3 separate regions of the Homo sapiens genome follow, and all the other regions are linked to region 3. A link is an interaction called in ENCODE POLR2A ChIA-PET data of the cell type or tissue named here. Cell type or tissue: OCI-LY7. All regions are shown on one strand. Links, peaks and the distances in the headings refer to the core of each region. The heading gives the core; the rest is flanking DNA.

Evidence for each region. ChIA-PET counts read pairs that join two places held together with the same protein. Peaks named below come from ENCODE experiments on the same cell type or tissue, not always from the same donor. Only the 100,000 strongest peaks of a DNase experiment are listed, where the experiment ranks them.
Region 1: POLR2A ChIA-PET joins it to region 3 with 5 read pairs; 2 of 35 experiments call an interaction of 5 or more read pairs at or near these places.
Region 2: POLR2A ChIA-PET joins it to region 3 with 7 read pairs; 2 of 35 experiments call an interaction of 5 or more read pairs at or near these places.

What each region holds. Positions count from the first base shown.
Region 1 is chr7:69,904,366-69,909,365 of GRCh38, reverse strand. All of the region lies in intron 2 of AUTS2 (activator of transcription and developmental regulator AUTS2), which reads right to left. Among named protein-coding and RNA genes, the nearest start is that of AUTS2, 310 kb to the right of the region's middle. In OCI-LY7, for the core only: no CTCF peak of the experiment used is centred there; a DNase peak (open chromatin) is centred at 2,885.
Region 2 is chr7:69,621,856-69,626,855 of GRCh38, reverse strand. The region is part of intron 1 of AUTS2 (activator of transcription and developmental regulator AUTS2); the gene reads right to left. Among named protein-coding and RNA genes, the nearest start is that of AUTS2, 26 kb to the right of the region's middle. In OCI-LY7, for the core only: no CTCF peak of the experiment used is centred there; a DNase peak (open chromatin) is centred at 2,235.
Region 3 is chr7:69,532,513-69,538,717 of GRCh38, reverse strand. No RefSeq gene overlaps it. Among named protein-coding and RNA genes, the nearest start is that of CT66, 62 kb to the left of the region's middle. In OCI-LY7, for the core only: no CTCF peak of the experiment used is centred there; no DNase peak of the experiment used is centred there.

The DNA of each region.
Region 1 (5,000 bases), core at 1-5,000, 370 kb before region 3:
GAGTGAGCCAGTGGGCCTAAGGAGAGAATACTAGAATACAATTATTCTATCAGGTCCATTCTAGTAAACACCTAGAAAAAGTAGCTATTTTGAAAACATCATTTTTTGTTATATAATGTCTACATCATCTGGCAGAAACATTTCTTTCTTGCCAATACATTTTGGAAGATAACTCAATTAGTAAATGTACAGAACAAAAATATGATCCAATTATTGATAAAATTAATTTCCGCAAGATATGTTGTTACAATTTTATGATTCTTCCCAAGTTTTGCTAACAATATTGCAATTTTTAATTGAAAATAAAAAATAAGTACAGTTTATTTAAAAATATGGCTCCTGCAGCACCTGTACTGGAGTCACTGAAGGAACTCCAGTTCCTTGTTGCCACACCCTGACCCCCACCCAATGGACTATGCCAAGGTGATTACCTGGGAATCTGCATTTTAACAAAAGATCCACAGTTGCTCTGACATAGGGGTTCAAAGACCACCCTTTGAGAAACATTATTCTGTATGTTCCCTACTCAGAATATGTAGCTAATTGCTTCTCCATCTAATTATAGCCAATCTCAACCTCTCAGAACCATCACCAGCAATTAGGACCTGTCCAGGTTTGTAATACATGATTTCAAGATGTATGAGCAAACACTTCCTGAGCAAATGCAGGTGCAAACAGTGATTACAGAATGACCTGCTACATCAGCGTCACTGCAGGCAGGCACATAGGAGAAGTGGCAGCTTCTGCAGAGCTGTGATCAATGAATGCAGGTATAATGTTCCAGAAGGCCACATGGCACAGCTCATCAGGCCTCCTGAGAGACATAAGGTGGTCCCCCACAGGACTTGCCCACATTTGTGAGCTATTTTGGTTTCTGCTCCTGTGTGTGTCTTTGTGAGCACTGGTGTGAGGATGCACACCCCTAGGTGTAAAAAGCCCCAGAGTAAATAACAAAGTTATATCTGCCTGATATAAAATCATCAACACTTGCATCAATAGGCAATGCTCCAGAGTTCATTTAGAATACCAAGACAGGTTCTTTTAAACATCATTAGGACCCAACAGCAACTCAAATGCATTAAAACAGCTGGGTTCCTGTGGCAAAGCAGGTCTAATGGGACTGAGGGTTAAGTACAGCAAGGGGTGTGTCTCCTCACCCCAAGCCTCGGGGGCTCTCTAAGAGCAAAGAGTGATAGTAGTGAAAGCGTATAATTCAGCACGGTTTTGTCCCAGATAGTATTCACTGAAATGTTCAAGGGAAAACTAAAAAAATGCAGTTATATTGTATCTATATTCATATTTAATTAAAAAGAGAGTTAACAGCACTTCCAAGAGGGAGGTCATTCCTTGTTCAGCACAAGATTTCTGTGCAAAGCTATGGGCAATAAAACAATTCAACATATAAACATTTACAAAAGCTACCATTTCAGTAATGCTACTAATGCTTTAGCAAACAACTCTGAAGATAAGAAACAAATCACAATCCTGCAGCTGGGGGCAGCCATAAGAGAATCAAGATCATCAACCACTGTCAAAGTCCAATAAAATCCACCCTCTCTCTTCCTTCTTCTCTTGTTTGCCTCTGGGCTCCAACTGCCTTTAACAGAGTTGTATCATATGAAAATGTTTACAAGAAACAAAGTTATATGTAAGAACTTGAATATGATACAGTTGGCCCTCTGTATCCATGGATCCAACCAATGGCAGACCAAAAATGTGGCCTACAATGGTTGCTTATATACTGAACATGCACAGGCTCTTTGTCTTGTAATTATTGCCTAAACAATGCAATATAATAACAAATTGCATAGCTTTTACACTGTACTAGGTATTATAAATAATTTAGAGATGATTTAAAGTTTGTGAGAGGATGTGTGTTGGTTACATAAAAATACTATAACATTTTATTTAAGGAACTTGAACATCCACAGCTTTTAGTATCCATGGGGAGTCCTGGAAAGAATCCTCCTTGGATACGGAAGGAAAAATGTATCCCAAAGTTCAAGAGAACAAATAACCATTTACTCCTGCATAGTAACTTTATGAAGAGCTAAAGGAAGAAAGGAGGATGAAGTCCTACGATAAACTCACAGAGAACACTACAAGATGTCAGCAGATTTTACATAAGAACCTCACACAGTTGTATACATTTAAAGAGAACTACACAAAGGTAAGACATGAGCAGGCAGCTGGGATTGCCAAGCATTCCCCTAGGTTGGTTTCCAGACAAATAGGTGTTTTGTGTGGTTTTCTTTTTTGGAGACAGGACCTCGCTCTGTTGCCCAGGCTGGGGTGCAGTTGCGTGAACATGGCTCACTGCAGCCTTAACTTCCTGGGCCCTTGCAATCCTCCCACTTCAGCATCCCAAGAAACTGGGACAACAGGCATGCGTCACCATGCCCAGCTAATTTTTTTATTTCTCTAGAGACAAGGTCTCATCATATTGCCCAGGCTGGTCTTGAATTCCTGTGCTCAAAGCAATCCTCCCACCTTAGCCTCCCAAAGTGCTGAGATTACAGGCGTGAACCACAGCACCCATACCAATAACTGTATGTTTGACCCTTTGGGCAAGGTGTGACATTCAACTCTGCCTATGTATATACATAACTGAATCTCCAAATGCACCTTTGGCTTTTACAGTCTTAGAAAATGAATTACAAATTGGGCATGAAGACATCCAACAGTTCTCAAGCAACATTTACCACACAGAATTGCCTGCGTCTGCCTGTCTTAAAGCCCACCCACAATTTCATTTTCAATTAACAGCTCCTCGAAAGGCAGTAATGAAAGCAGTTGCTAAAGAGCATTCAGATGTCACCGAAAGACTGCAAACCCAAACTGTAAATAGCACATTGTGAGTCGCCTGTCACCACCATCAACTCCCACGGGAATCACGCAGCATGTGGCTATCACAACCATCTGCTCAGTTCCCCACCACCACCAGTGCAAACCACACAGACACCCATCTCCTCCCACTTCCCACTCATTACCTGTCATGTACAGACTTGTGTGGATACAAGATTGCTGTGAACAGAGATTAGAATGCAGAATGTACAGAGGCTTATTTCATGTTCTTTAGCTGAGATCTGGCCACATGCAGATAACTTTATATCATCACAAGAGGGAAAAATGTAAAATTTAATCAGCACAAAAATACACAGTTTCAAATAAAGAAAGGGAGTTCTGTCCTACCCTCATCAACTACCAAAAGTGTACTGGCTAGGCCTTATTAAAGGAAAGATGTGCTCCCTCATTCTTCAATCACTGACATTGTAGAAATTTATGGGAGCCAGAGTTGAGAATCACTCCTGTCACTTTATCTTTCTTAACTCCTCTATCAATATATGGGATTTAAATGGCCCTTAATAAAGTTCTGCATGCACAAATACACATATAAAATTTTCTTACTTTGGGAAATATAAAAGGTCACTGTTTTATGGAACAACTCCTGTAGGTATCAGGATCACCCAAGCTGAATTATGGCCCATTCTTTTCATTGCAGTTCCTTTTCCCATTCAGCTTATTTTCTCTCTGCAGGTTTTATTTTATGAGGTGGTAGTTAATGTGCTGTGTTGGTTAATTTAGGGTATCAACTTGACTGGATTAAAGAATACCTAGAGAACTGGTACAGCATTACCTTTGGGTGTGTTTGTGAGGGTGTTTCCAGAGGAGATTGGCATGTGAGTCTCAGTGAACTAAGTAGGGAAGGATCTGCCCTCCATGTGGGCAGGCACCATGCAATCAGCCGGGTGTCCAGATAAAACAAAAACAGAGGAAAGGCGAAATGGTCTCTCTCTCTCTCCTAGAGCTGGGATATAATTTCCTGCCCTTGATCATCTAAACTCTAGGCTCTCTAGGCTTTGGACTTGAGGACTACCCCAGTCTCAGGCCTTCAGACTTGGTCTGAGCCATACTGTGAATCCCAGGGTCTCCATCTTGCAGATGGCTTGTTATGGGACCTCTCAGCCCCCATAATCATGTGAACAAATTCCCCGAATGAATCCCCTCTTATCTACCCACATATATATTCTACTGGTACTTGCTCTCCAGAGAATCCTAATACATATGCTATGTCCTTTTCATAGTCAATTTTTACTAAATTTTTATTTAAAATTACAAATGTCATTTAGGATAAAATTATTACTGGTCATAACATTCCAAAGATGTATCTCACTGAAGTTAAGTGATGTTTATGCTCACTATTCCCAACATTCAGGGCTCACAGCAACAAAGTATAGAGTCAAAAGACACAAAATGAAAAACACGAATAAACCTGTTTCCAAATGCTCAAGATAAAACAAAAGCAAAACACCTTTCATATAACTCATTATTATATTAGTGTCAGGTTTACCAATCCCAGTTACAAACCAATACTTCCAATACAATACGTGAGTAATTCCTGAACACAGACAAGCCTAGATTGGGGTTCTTCAATTACCTGATGTTAAAACTAGCATCTCACTCTTATTCAAGTCAATCAATATTCCAAAGAGAGATCATAAGCCAATCTTTTATTCCCTCCATCTTTCCTTACAGTTTTTCTTATTTCTATACTTTAGGCAAGGGGAAAAAGTAGTATGCAACTTAAATTCATAAAAAGGAAAAAAATATAAAGAATTTTATTTGATACCTTAGCTTGTAACCTTCACATGACTACAAAATTTTTCGAAAGCAAATGAAATCCCAATTAACATGGTAAACTTGAAATTTTGAAGTATGAGGTAGAAACGGTTTAACTGACATTCTTAATACTAGTTCAAGGTACCAGCAGACATCTAAATATTATAACAAAAGTATGTATGAAAGAGCACATAGCAAAGTTCATGTCTTTTCATTATGACAGTAAAATCCCAAATTACATTCGTGTCTCAAATGCTCTGATTTCCAGAAACCTGTAGGCTCTAGAGTCAAGCTGGATAAATACCTGTGTGATTTTTGGCCTAGATTTCCATCCAAAACTAATTAGCAGATCTTCAGAAACGAGACTTGAACTGGATCCG
Region 2 (5,000 bases), core at 1-5,000, 89 kb before region 3:
CACACAAGACCTTTTTAATACTTCAGTCTCGTGGAAATTTTTTAAGCAGAATTTTTTTAAGATCCCATTTCTGTTTTAATGACTTAAAAAAGAAACTGCCCTTATGGGGGAAAGGAGCATATAAAAGGTAATAAACATTTAATGATCCAATAATTGGTTATATCAGAACAATCACTGTTCAGTAATTAACTTCTCTTTCAGCTTGTTCACTTGATACTTTGAGCACCTCTGATAGGCCTAGAATTATGCATATGATTTATATAATAAACTAAAACCTTGTGGAAGAGCCCAAAACACAAGGTTTCCAATCACCCATGCTTCTCAGTGACCTTCCAATGTGGCCCTTTATAAATCCAAGTCATTAGCAAAATCAAGAGCATCCCAAGCCCTCAGCACACAGTGGGCATGAAAGCAACAAAAATGACATTACTGCTAAACTGTGGGGACTGTGGACACGGCAACCAGGCGGGGTTTAAGTAAAACATAACAGAAAATTGGAGCTTAAAAGATAGCAAAAAAAAATAATAATAATTAAATCGCACCTCCAGGAAAGAATACAGTGAACAGCTGGTATGTTGTTACTATGCAAAATTACAATTAAGCTCAGGTTAATGTCATTTCCAACTAATTACCCACAGTCAGTTGGAAGACACACACACTAAGAGATTTCACTTTACCTATTCCAACATTTTTCCCTACTTATGTGTCTCTGCCATCCATGCAGCTACAAGGTTCCCTGCAATTTTTTTTAATGTCACAACTACTCAGGAACACCCTCTCGTTTCTGTCAAAGGGGTGCCCCCTCCTTGGTGGTAGATGTTAGGAGCTGTAAACATTTCAACACCTCCCTTCCATCACACTTATCTCTGCATGCCATTCCTTCACACCACAATAATGTTCATAGAGTCTTCTCTACAACCCTAATTTCCTATGTTCCATTGTCATTCTTTCTTCTCCTTCCCTTTCCCTTCCCTGTCTTTTTCTTTTCTTTTCTTCTTTGAGACAGAGCCCCACTCTGGCACCCGGGTTGGAGTACAGTGGGCAATCCCAGCTTACTGCAGCTTCAATCTCCTGGGCTCAGGTGATCCTACTGCCTCAGCCTCCCGAGTAGACAGGACTACCATTGTAAGCCACCACATCCAGCTAATTTTTAAATTTTTTATAGAACAGGGTCTCACTGTTTTTCCCAGGCTGGTCTCAAACCCCTGGACTCAAGGGATCCTCCAGCCTCAGCCTCCCAAAGTATTGGGATTACAGGTATGAGCCACCGTGCGCAGCCCAAATAACACTTTCGAAATCCGTCATGTTTTTTATCTAGGTGTTCTTTTAACCAACACTCCACCCCAGCCCCTGCCCCGCCAAAAAAGAAAGGAAACCAGTCAGCACCACCATGGCTAGAATTCCTACCATTCCACACTTGGATCTTTCACAAAGCCTGCCCTTCCACCAAGCCCTCCCATCAACCACTAGGGCTATCTGCCCAAATGGTAAAGATCCTTCCTGCCACTGCCATTTGAAAGAAACTTGTAAATAAACGCAAGGGACCAAGTTTCACAGGCACTTTGTGGCTTCCACATCTGACAGTAGACACACAGAACTACTTCAGGGCCAGAAGCACCCTTTTCCTATAAAAGAGAGGCAAGCTAATTTGAAAGACCTTTCTGAGTCCGCTTCTGCTAAGAATTGAAGGGGAGAGACAAAGGTCCCACAACCCCAAAGCAAGAAAGCATCTTCTAATCTAAATCATTCGGGCTCTCCTATTATCCATACACTTGGGCACTGCCCCAACGGCATGCCTCACCAAAGAGCATGACACCACTCCTCCCGCTTCACACAAGCCTGAAAGCAGAGGTCAGATAATTTATCTGTTACTGGCACCTTTGAGAATCTGCGTGGTAGTGACAAGAAAGGGGGTGGGGGGCGGGGGCACCGAGGGGAGAAAACTGGCAGTAGTTTCTCCACTATTAATGGACAGATAACTGCAGAGTGCCATAACAGATTTCAGTTCCTTTGTGCACACAGGAATATTTATTTAATCAATGTACTGAAACAAAACAGGCCTCTGGTATACTTTTGGGAAGATGGAGAGCCATTCAGAGCAGGGTGATTGGAGTCTTGTCACCTGTTTAGTTGATAGTGGCGATCACTAAGATGGGGGAGCATGAGGCAGAGAGGGGAAAGGGAGCAGCTCTCACATCCACAGAGCCCACATGCTTGCTAGCAGAGCACAGATGTGTAGCTGCTGGCAGGTGGCTGCAGACAGCTCTCTCCCTCCACTTGCACACAGCTTAAGTGCAGGGTTTGCTTGAGGTCCTTTTACCATGAGCATCCCTTTCCAAAGAAAATGGGCAAGCTTGCTATTTAATACAGCTAGACCTTCTCTCACTAAGAATTGAATGATTCTTCAGTGGAAAAAAGAAAAACCATCAGGGCTTTAAATGTTCTGATTGGGTTGGAATGGAGGAGAGATTATTCTGGGTGGATAGAGAGGAGGAAGGAACTTTTTTTAAAAAAAACTAAGAAACCACATTTTATCATGTACCAGATAAAGATACCTGGCTACTGAGACAGGTTTCCTAAGTTACCTGGACAGTAATGACAAGACTCACTTGTTTATTAGAGTCAGAAGATAATCTGTCCTTACGCATTTTCAAAACTATCATGAGAATATTTTCAGTGAAACAGATTGCAGAAAAGATAGATCTTAGAACGTAATCTTAATATCAGCTGTGAGCATTAATAGACAGTCACTGTCAAGAACTGGCTTAAGGCTGAATCAAAACATAGATAAACAACACAAACTTAACATCACCAAAAACTTACTGAAAAGAGTAATTAAGAAACACCACCTACCAAAAGACAATGCTTTTTTCACTTACACCTTATTATATTGTTTCATCAACCTTTACTTATATCTCTAATTTCTTGGGATTTGAGGAGGAATAGAAAAGAAAATTTGAGGAATCTAATAAAAATCATTTTTTGTGGGGAGGGGGCAATGTTCTATTTCTTTACCTGAGTACTGGTTACCTGGGTATTCACTTTGTGATCATTCATTGGATCATTCATTGAGCTGTACACTACACTTTTTCCAGGATGTGTTCTATTTTACAGTAAATAAGGTTTTAAAACCAAATACACAGGAATGTTTTCTTTTCAGAAAAGTTACATAGCATAGAAATAAATTATTGTAAACCATCACCATTACCACTGCCCCAGGAAAACACTCAAAAATATTTTAAGAAATAGTGTTTCTGAAACTTCTATACTGGAACTTGATGTTAAAAACAAACAAACAAACAAACAAAAAACCCTAATGTTCCAGGCCAGGCACAGTGTCTCACACCCATAATCCCAGCACTGTGAGAGGCCCAGGCAGCTAGATTCCTTGAGCCCAGGAGTTCAAGACCAGCCTGGGCAACATGGTGAAACCCTGTCTCTACCCCTGCAAAAAAAAAAAAAAAAAAAAAAAAATTGCTGGGCGTGGTGGTGGTAGTCCCAGCTTTTTGGGAGGCTAAGGCAGGAGAACTGCTTGAGCCCAGGAGTTTGAGACTGCAGTGAGTCATGACTGTCCCACTACATTCCAGCCTGGGTGACAGAACGAGACCTTGTCCCCCTGTCACAAACCCCAAAAAGAAAACAAAACACTAATGTTCCAGAGCCACAGAGCAGGGATTAATGTTTAGTAGATCAGACACAGGGTCCAGGAATCAGTATGTTTACCAAGTTACCATGGAGTATAGATATGCAACTCGGTTTAGAAACCACTGCACAAGGCAAGAACTTGTGATGTGCAAATCTGAAACTACCTACTCCAAATTCTCCATACCCAACATGTGTGACAAAAAATGTAACACAGCCTAGGCAACATAAGGAGACTCCGTCTCTACAAATATATATATATCTCCATCCATCCACCCATCCAGGTGTGGTAATGAGCACCTGTGGTCCCAACTACTTAGGAGGCTGAGGTGGGAGGATTCCTTTAGGGAAAAAGTGTAATTATTTGGAAAAGGTTCGCAGAAGCTTTAATAACTGAGTATTCTCTTACCAACTACAAACAATATTTGGCCAAGGCTTTTCTGAATATTTTTCTCACAATTACAATATCTTCCCTAAAAAGGAAGCTGATATGTTATTATCACTATGTAACTTCTGCTGGCAACCCCATCCTGTATATCTAGAAATAGAAACTGTGAAATCAAATTATCTGTGGCCACATGGGATTCTGGGTCTTCAGTAAAATCTGAACATGTGTTTTTCCACAGCACAGTCTAGGAGCCTTTCCCTATTTTCATTATCATTATTACATTGTTGAAAGTTTAAATTTCCAGAGGTTTAATGACAGGACTAAAGTCATTCATTCAGCTAAAAACTCAAAAACAAACTGGAGCCCACAGTATCTAACCCCAGACAAAACTCTACTCATTACATTCACATTAGGGCTCTTTGAAAGGGTAAATCCAATCCACATTTCCTGTTTCAAATGTATATTCCCTCGTTTTAGATATAACCATATTAATCTGGGTTGGAAGCCACCTAGTAAACTGAATTTTGCTCTCAGGCATGCATAGGCAACCAAAATTCAAGTTAAAGCACTACCCTGGGGTCTTTTATCTGAGAACACAATCGGGAAGCCTGCTGGAAATTTGTTTTGGAATACCAGAGCACTTGTTTTTAAACAAAGCATTAGCCAAGGAAACAGGTAACAACAAAAGGAATCACAGGACCAAAAGAAAAAACAAACAAAAACAAAAAACTAGACTATAGGAAAGTCTAAAACACCAAGAATCAAGGCAGTTCTTTCTACCCTCTTGTGAAATCTTATTTGCCAAACAATAGCGAAAGAAGGCTTGTATTTAGGGTTTTTGTTTGTTTATTTGTTTTTAAGATTTAAGTTAGTTGTGTCCCCACTGGAGGTTAAAGTAAAAAAGGCCTAAATGAAGAAAGAAAGAAAAAAAAAAGCCCTTCCATAAACCCACAGATCATACTAAAGTCTG
Region 3 (6,205 bases), core at 638-5,637:
CTGGAGGCTTTTCATTCTTTAATGGGCACACAAACACAGAGGGCTCTGTTCAAATGCAGATTCTGATTTAGCAGGTCTGGGGTGGAGCCTGAGATTCCGCTTTTGTTTTTCTTTTTCTTTTCTTTTGTGAGATGGAGTGTCACTCAGTCACCCAGGCTGGAGTGCAGTGGTGCGATCTTGGCTCACTGCAACTTCCGCCTCCCAGTTTCAAGTGATTATCCTGCCTCAGCCTCCTGAGTAGCTGGGACTACAGGCACCTGCCAGCACGTCAGGCTAATTTTTGTATTTTTAGTAGAGACAGTGTTTCGCCATGTTGGCCAGGCTGGTCTTGAACTCCTGACGTCAGGTGAACCGCCTGCCTTGGCCTCCCAAAGTGCTGGGATTACAGGCATGAGCCACCATACCCGGCCGAGATTCTGCTTTTTTTAATAAGCTCCCAGGTGATGTAATGCTGGATGCAAATCCACAGACCAGAGTTGTGGGGGAAAGCACCCCAGGCTAAAAATCTGGATGCCTGGGTTCCAGGTTGGCTTTGCCAGTAAGTGGCCACAAGACCTGGACTAAGTCATTGAACATCCCTGGGCCCCGGATTTCATCTTTAAATTATTGAGTTTGTCTGGTTGATCTCTAAGCTCTCTTCCCAGCTCTAAAAATTAATCTGTGATTGGGTACGTTACATTTGGCAAAAACATTTTGAGAATCTTGGAGAAAAGAGGTATGTGAATTCAGTCCATTTTAGTTATTAATGTTACTGATAGAGAGGCCATGGCTTGAGTTCCAGTGGATTAAAAAAAATAATCCTTTAATCCTCCTAGCGTAGTCACTCACCACTTGGCATGGCACAATGTAGATTATTGCTTTGAATGAGCTGGGCTAAAACGAAAATCTCGAGTTGGGATCCTGTCACATTTATACTCCATTTGCAGCCATACTCTTGGGGATGCATGTTGAAATAACTGTGCAATGTCAAAACAAGCTTCCATTTACTTTAAAATAAAATTTCAAGCAGTTATAGCCAAACCCCAAATTCACTGAAGTAGCTAGGAGAGAAAAGGTACAGCTGAGTGTGGATTTTTGAATTTAAATGTCTCTAACTCAGGATTTAGTTGATGTGATCCTTGAAAGTCCCAGTACTGCTACTGTACTTGAATGAAAAGGATGGATAATGAAAAGAGGTATAATCTCATTTGTTACGGAATGCTATTCCTGACAGCTCACTGGAGCCACCATGCTGAAGGCCAACGAAGAGAATGAAGAGGTTAACCATTTACTTCTTCCTTTTCTTTCTTTCTTTTTTTTCTTTTTTGAGACTGAGTCTCACTCTGTCACTCAGGCTGGAGTGCAGTGGTGCAATCTTGGCTCACTGCAACCTCTGCTTCCCAGGTTCAAGCAATTCTCCTGCCTTGGCCTCCCAAGTAGCTGGGACTACAGGTGCACACCACCACACACAGCTAATTTTTGTATTTTTAGTAGAGACAGGGTTTCACCATGTTCGTCAGGCGGGTCTCAAACTCCTGACCTAGGTGATCCACCAGTCTCAGCCGCCCAAAGTGCTGGGATTACAAGCGTGAGTCACCGTGCCCCGTCCTTTTTCTTTTTTAAATACTGATTATTCAAAGCAGCAGCAGGAGGATCAGAGAACTGCACCACAGTAAAATAAAGGCAGTACTTGCTTTCAAATGCAATCCTTCTTTTGAGAATTAACTAGCTGCCAAGTTGAGGAACAGCAGAGAAGCCTCCTTAGGACTAGTTGATTTCCCTTACTGTGGATAAGGCTGATTAAAGCAAGATGAGAAAATGCAACCCAAGGGTGAAGGGTGGGAAAAGGAAAGGGAGACTGCGAGGGCACTGGCTCCAGATATGTACTGGCAAGCCTCAAAAAACTACCAATCTTGGAAACAAATATACACCCTCCACTCAAATCTAGCTTTTAAAATGTTGGTCCCCTTTGTATTATTATTTTTTTTTTTTTTGAGACAGTCTCACTCTGTTGCCCAGGCTGGAGTGCAGTGGTGCTCACTGCAATCTTGAACTCCTGGGCTCAAGTGATCCTCCAGCCTCAGCCTCCCCAGTAGCTAGGACTGCAGGCATGCACCACCAAACCTGCCTAATTTCAAAAAAATTAATTTGTAGAGGTGGGATCTCACTATGTTACTTAGGCTGGTCTTGAACCCCTGGTCTGAAGTGATCCACCCGCCTCAGCCTCCCCAGTAGCTGGGACTACAGGCATGCACCACGATGTATGGTTAATTTAAAAAAATTTTGGCCAGGTGAGGTGGTTCACACCTGTAATCCCAGCACTTTGGGAGACTGAAGTGGGCAGATCACCTAAGGTCAGGAGTTTGAGACCAGCCTGGCCAACATTGTGAAACCCTATCTCTAGTAAAAATACAAAAATTTGCTGGGTGTGGTAGCACATACCTGTAGTCCCAGCTACTTGGGAGGCTGAGGCAGGAGAATTGCTTGAACCTGGGAGGCAGAGGTTGCAGTGAGCTGAGATTGCACCACTGCACTCCAGCCTGGGTGACAGAGAGAGAACTTGTCTCAAAAAAAAAAAAAAAAATCTGGAGATAGGGTCTTACTCTCTTGCCCAGGCTGGAGTGCAGTGATGTGATGTTGGCTCACTGCAGCCTTGAACTCTTGAGCTCCAGCAATCCTCCAACCTCAGCTTCCTGAGTAGCTGGGACTACAGGTGCATGTCACCATACCTGATTAGTTTTCTTGTATTTTTCGTAGAGATGAGGTTTCATCATGTTGCCCAGGCTGGTCTTGAACTCCAGACCTCAAGTGATCCTCCCGCCTCAGCCTCCCAAACTTCTGGGATTATAGACATGAGCCACCATGCCCAGCCTAAGCTAATTTTAAACACTTTTTTTTTTATAGAGATGGGGTCTCACTATGTTGCCCAGGCTGCTCTTGAACTCCTGGCCTCAAGCCTTCCAAAGTGTTGAGATTACAGGCATGAGCCACCCTGTCCAGCCAATCCTTTTCAATGAGTGACTTTGAGGCAAAATATGCAATTGGAAAAAACATAATAAGTAGTGTTCTTTCCCCTCTTGGCCAGCCTTCTCAGCCTGCAGCTATAGCTGAGTATAGGTTGATGTGGCAATAGTTAAACTGTTGTCTGGCATGTCTCAGGGAAGGTGGCCTTCCCCAGAGCCTCCCTTGCAGAAGCTCCTAACTGATCTCACTGCCCAGAATCTGCAGGAAGCCGCCTGCCCTATTCTATGTTCAGGAACCCAATGCCAAGAGAGTCAACTGCATTGCTAGAAAGCTTTTGTCTTTGTATTAGTCCGTTCTCGCATTGCTATAAAGAACTACCTGAGACTGGGTAATTTATAAAGAAAAAAGGTTGAATTGACTCACAGTTCTGTGGGCCGTACAGGAAGCATGGCTGGGGAGGCCTCGGGAAACTTACAATCATGGTGGAAGGCAAAAGGGAAGCAGGTATGTCTTACGTGGCTGGAGCAGGAGGAAGAGAGAAGGAAGCGGGAGGTGCTGCACACTTTTTTTTTTTTTTTGAGACAGAGTCTTGCTCTGTTGCCCAAGCTGGAGTGCAGTGGTGCATTCTTGGCTCACTGCAACCTCCGCCTCCTGGGTTCAGCTGATTCTCCTGCCTCAGCCTCCCGAGCAGCTGGGATCACAGGTGCCTGACACCACACCTGGCTAATTTTTAGTATTTTTTTTTTTAGTAGAGATGGGGTTTCACCATTTTGGCCAGGTTGGTCCTGAACTCCTGACCTCAAGTGATCTGCCCGCTTTGCCCTCCCAAAGTGCTTGGATTACAGGCATGAGCCACTGTGCCCAGCCTGCTGCACACTTTTTAAACAACTAGATCTCGCGAGAACTCACTCACTATCACGAGAACAGCACAGCAAGGGGGATCTTCGCCCCCGTGATCCAATCACCTCCCACTAGGTTCCTCCTCCAATGCTGGGGATTACAATTCGACGTGAAATTTGGGCGAGAACACAGACTCAAACCCTATCAGTCTCCAACGCCAGCCTCCTGGCTTTGCCTGCGTGTGACCCCGCTCCTGCTGACTCACATTAACTCCTCTGGGTCATGAAGCGTCTGGGTCCTGCCTGTAATTCCACCTCCAAGAGGTCCCCTCCTCTCATGCAACCTGAGGTCATTTGGATAATGCTTTTGTCTCTTCCTTCAGCACCCTGCTCAGCCGGGAGACGAGCTCAATTCCCTCCTCCTTGCCCTAAGCTGCAAAGCTCTTCTTTTTATCCTGCTCCTTCTAGGACCTGGCTCTCCCTCCTCTGACACCCCACTTTTATTCAGCCAGCCCCGTCCTTCTTGGAGTTCAGCTAGTTGTCTTAGTCCATTTTGCATTGCTGTAAAGGAATACCTGAGGCTGGGTAATTTACAAAGAAAGTGGTTAGGCTTGGAGCTGTGGCTCACGTTTACAATCCTAACACTTTGGGAGGCTGAGGTGGGTGGATCACTCGAGGTCGGGAGTTGGAGATCAGCCTGGCCAACATGGTGAAACCCTGTCCCTACTAAAAATACAAACTTAGCCAGGTGTGGTGGCACACACCTGTAATCCCAGCTATTCAGGAGTCTGAGACAGGAGAATCGCTTGAACCTGGGAGGCGGAGGTTGCAGTGAGCCGAAATCATGCCACTACACTCCAGCCTGGGCCACAGAGCAAGACCCCTTCTCAGAGAAAAAAAAAAAAGAAAGAAAGAAAGAAAAAGATTTATTTGGCTCATGGTTCTGCAGGCTGTACGAGAAGCATGGCCCCACTATCTGCTCTGCTTCTGGTGACACCTCAGGAAGCTTATGATGAAGGCAGAAGGCAAAGGGGGAGCCAGCATATCACATGATGAGAGAGAGAGAGAGAGAGAGAGAGAGAGAGAGAGAGAGAGAGAGGAGGTGTGAGGCTCCGTTAAACAACCAACTCTTGTGTGAACTAACAGAATGAGAACTCACTCATTACTACTGTGAGGAGGGCACCAAGCCATTCATAAGGGATCTGCCCCCATGACCCAAACACTTCCCACCAGGCCCCACCTCCAACATCGGGAATGGCATTTTAACATGAGATGTGCAAGGGACAAACAACTAAACTATATCACTGGTCAATTGGGCTTCATTCATATGTTTTTCTCCAAAACTGCTGCTACAAAAACAAATCCAAAAAATCCAGACATGTTCTGGGGGACGGTTTTGCAACATTACAGTGAGAAAATGGCTCATCTATGCTTCTTTAATTTCTTCTTAGGTTGCCTTAGCTTATAGATGTTGAGATATCAAGAGGCAGGAACTGGAGTTAGCAGAGCAAATGGAGCCCCTACACCCCTGTGAGTTCACACACTGCAGCACTTAAGTGAGACATGAAGACATTTCATGGAGTGATAACTGTGGGAGAAGCCTTGGACTGGTAGTTGGACCATGTGGGCTCTGCCCTTACAGCCGTGGACAATCATTGCATCTCTCTGAACTTCAGTATCTTCATCCACAAAATCACTCTACCATTCAGGGAGTGAATTAAACTGAGATACAGCTAGGATCACCTGGTCCGTGGGTGTTCAGAGTATGTTGATTTACTCATTTCTTTTTTCATTTTTGATTTTCCTGAATCAGCAAGGCAGAAGCACTGACCCTTGGCCAGCCTTATGGAAACTTTACTGTTTGTCCTTTAGACGTTCTGAATACCAAGAGTCATTTCATCTTCCTTCCTTTCTTCCTTCCTTCCTTCCTTCCTTCCTTCCTTCCTTCCTTCCTTCCTTCCTTCCTTTTGAGGCAGGATCTCACTCTGTCACCCAGGCTGGAGTGCAGTGGCATGATCATAGCTTACTGCAGCCTCAACTTCCCAGGCTCAAGCCATCCTCCTGCCTCAGCCTCCCTTGTAGCTGGGACTACTTATTATGTAGTAGCTGGGACTACTTATTATTTAATTATGCCAGGCTAATTAAAAAAATTTTTTTTTGTAGGGACAGGAGTCTAACTATGTTGTCCAGGCTAGAGTGCAGTGGCACAATCTCGACTCACTGCAACTTCTGCCTCCCGGGTTCAAGTGATTCTCCTGCCTCAGCCTCCCAAGTAGCTGGGATTATAGGCACCCACCACCACACCTGGCTAATTTTTGTATTTTTAGTAGAGACAGGGTTTCACCATGTTGTCCAGGCTGATCTCGAACTCCTGACCTCAGTTGAACTGCCCACCTCGGCCTCCCAAAGTGCTGGGATTACAG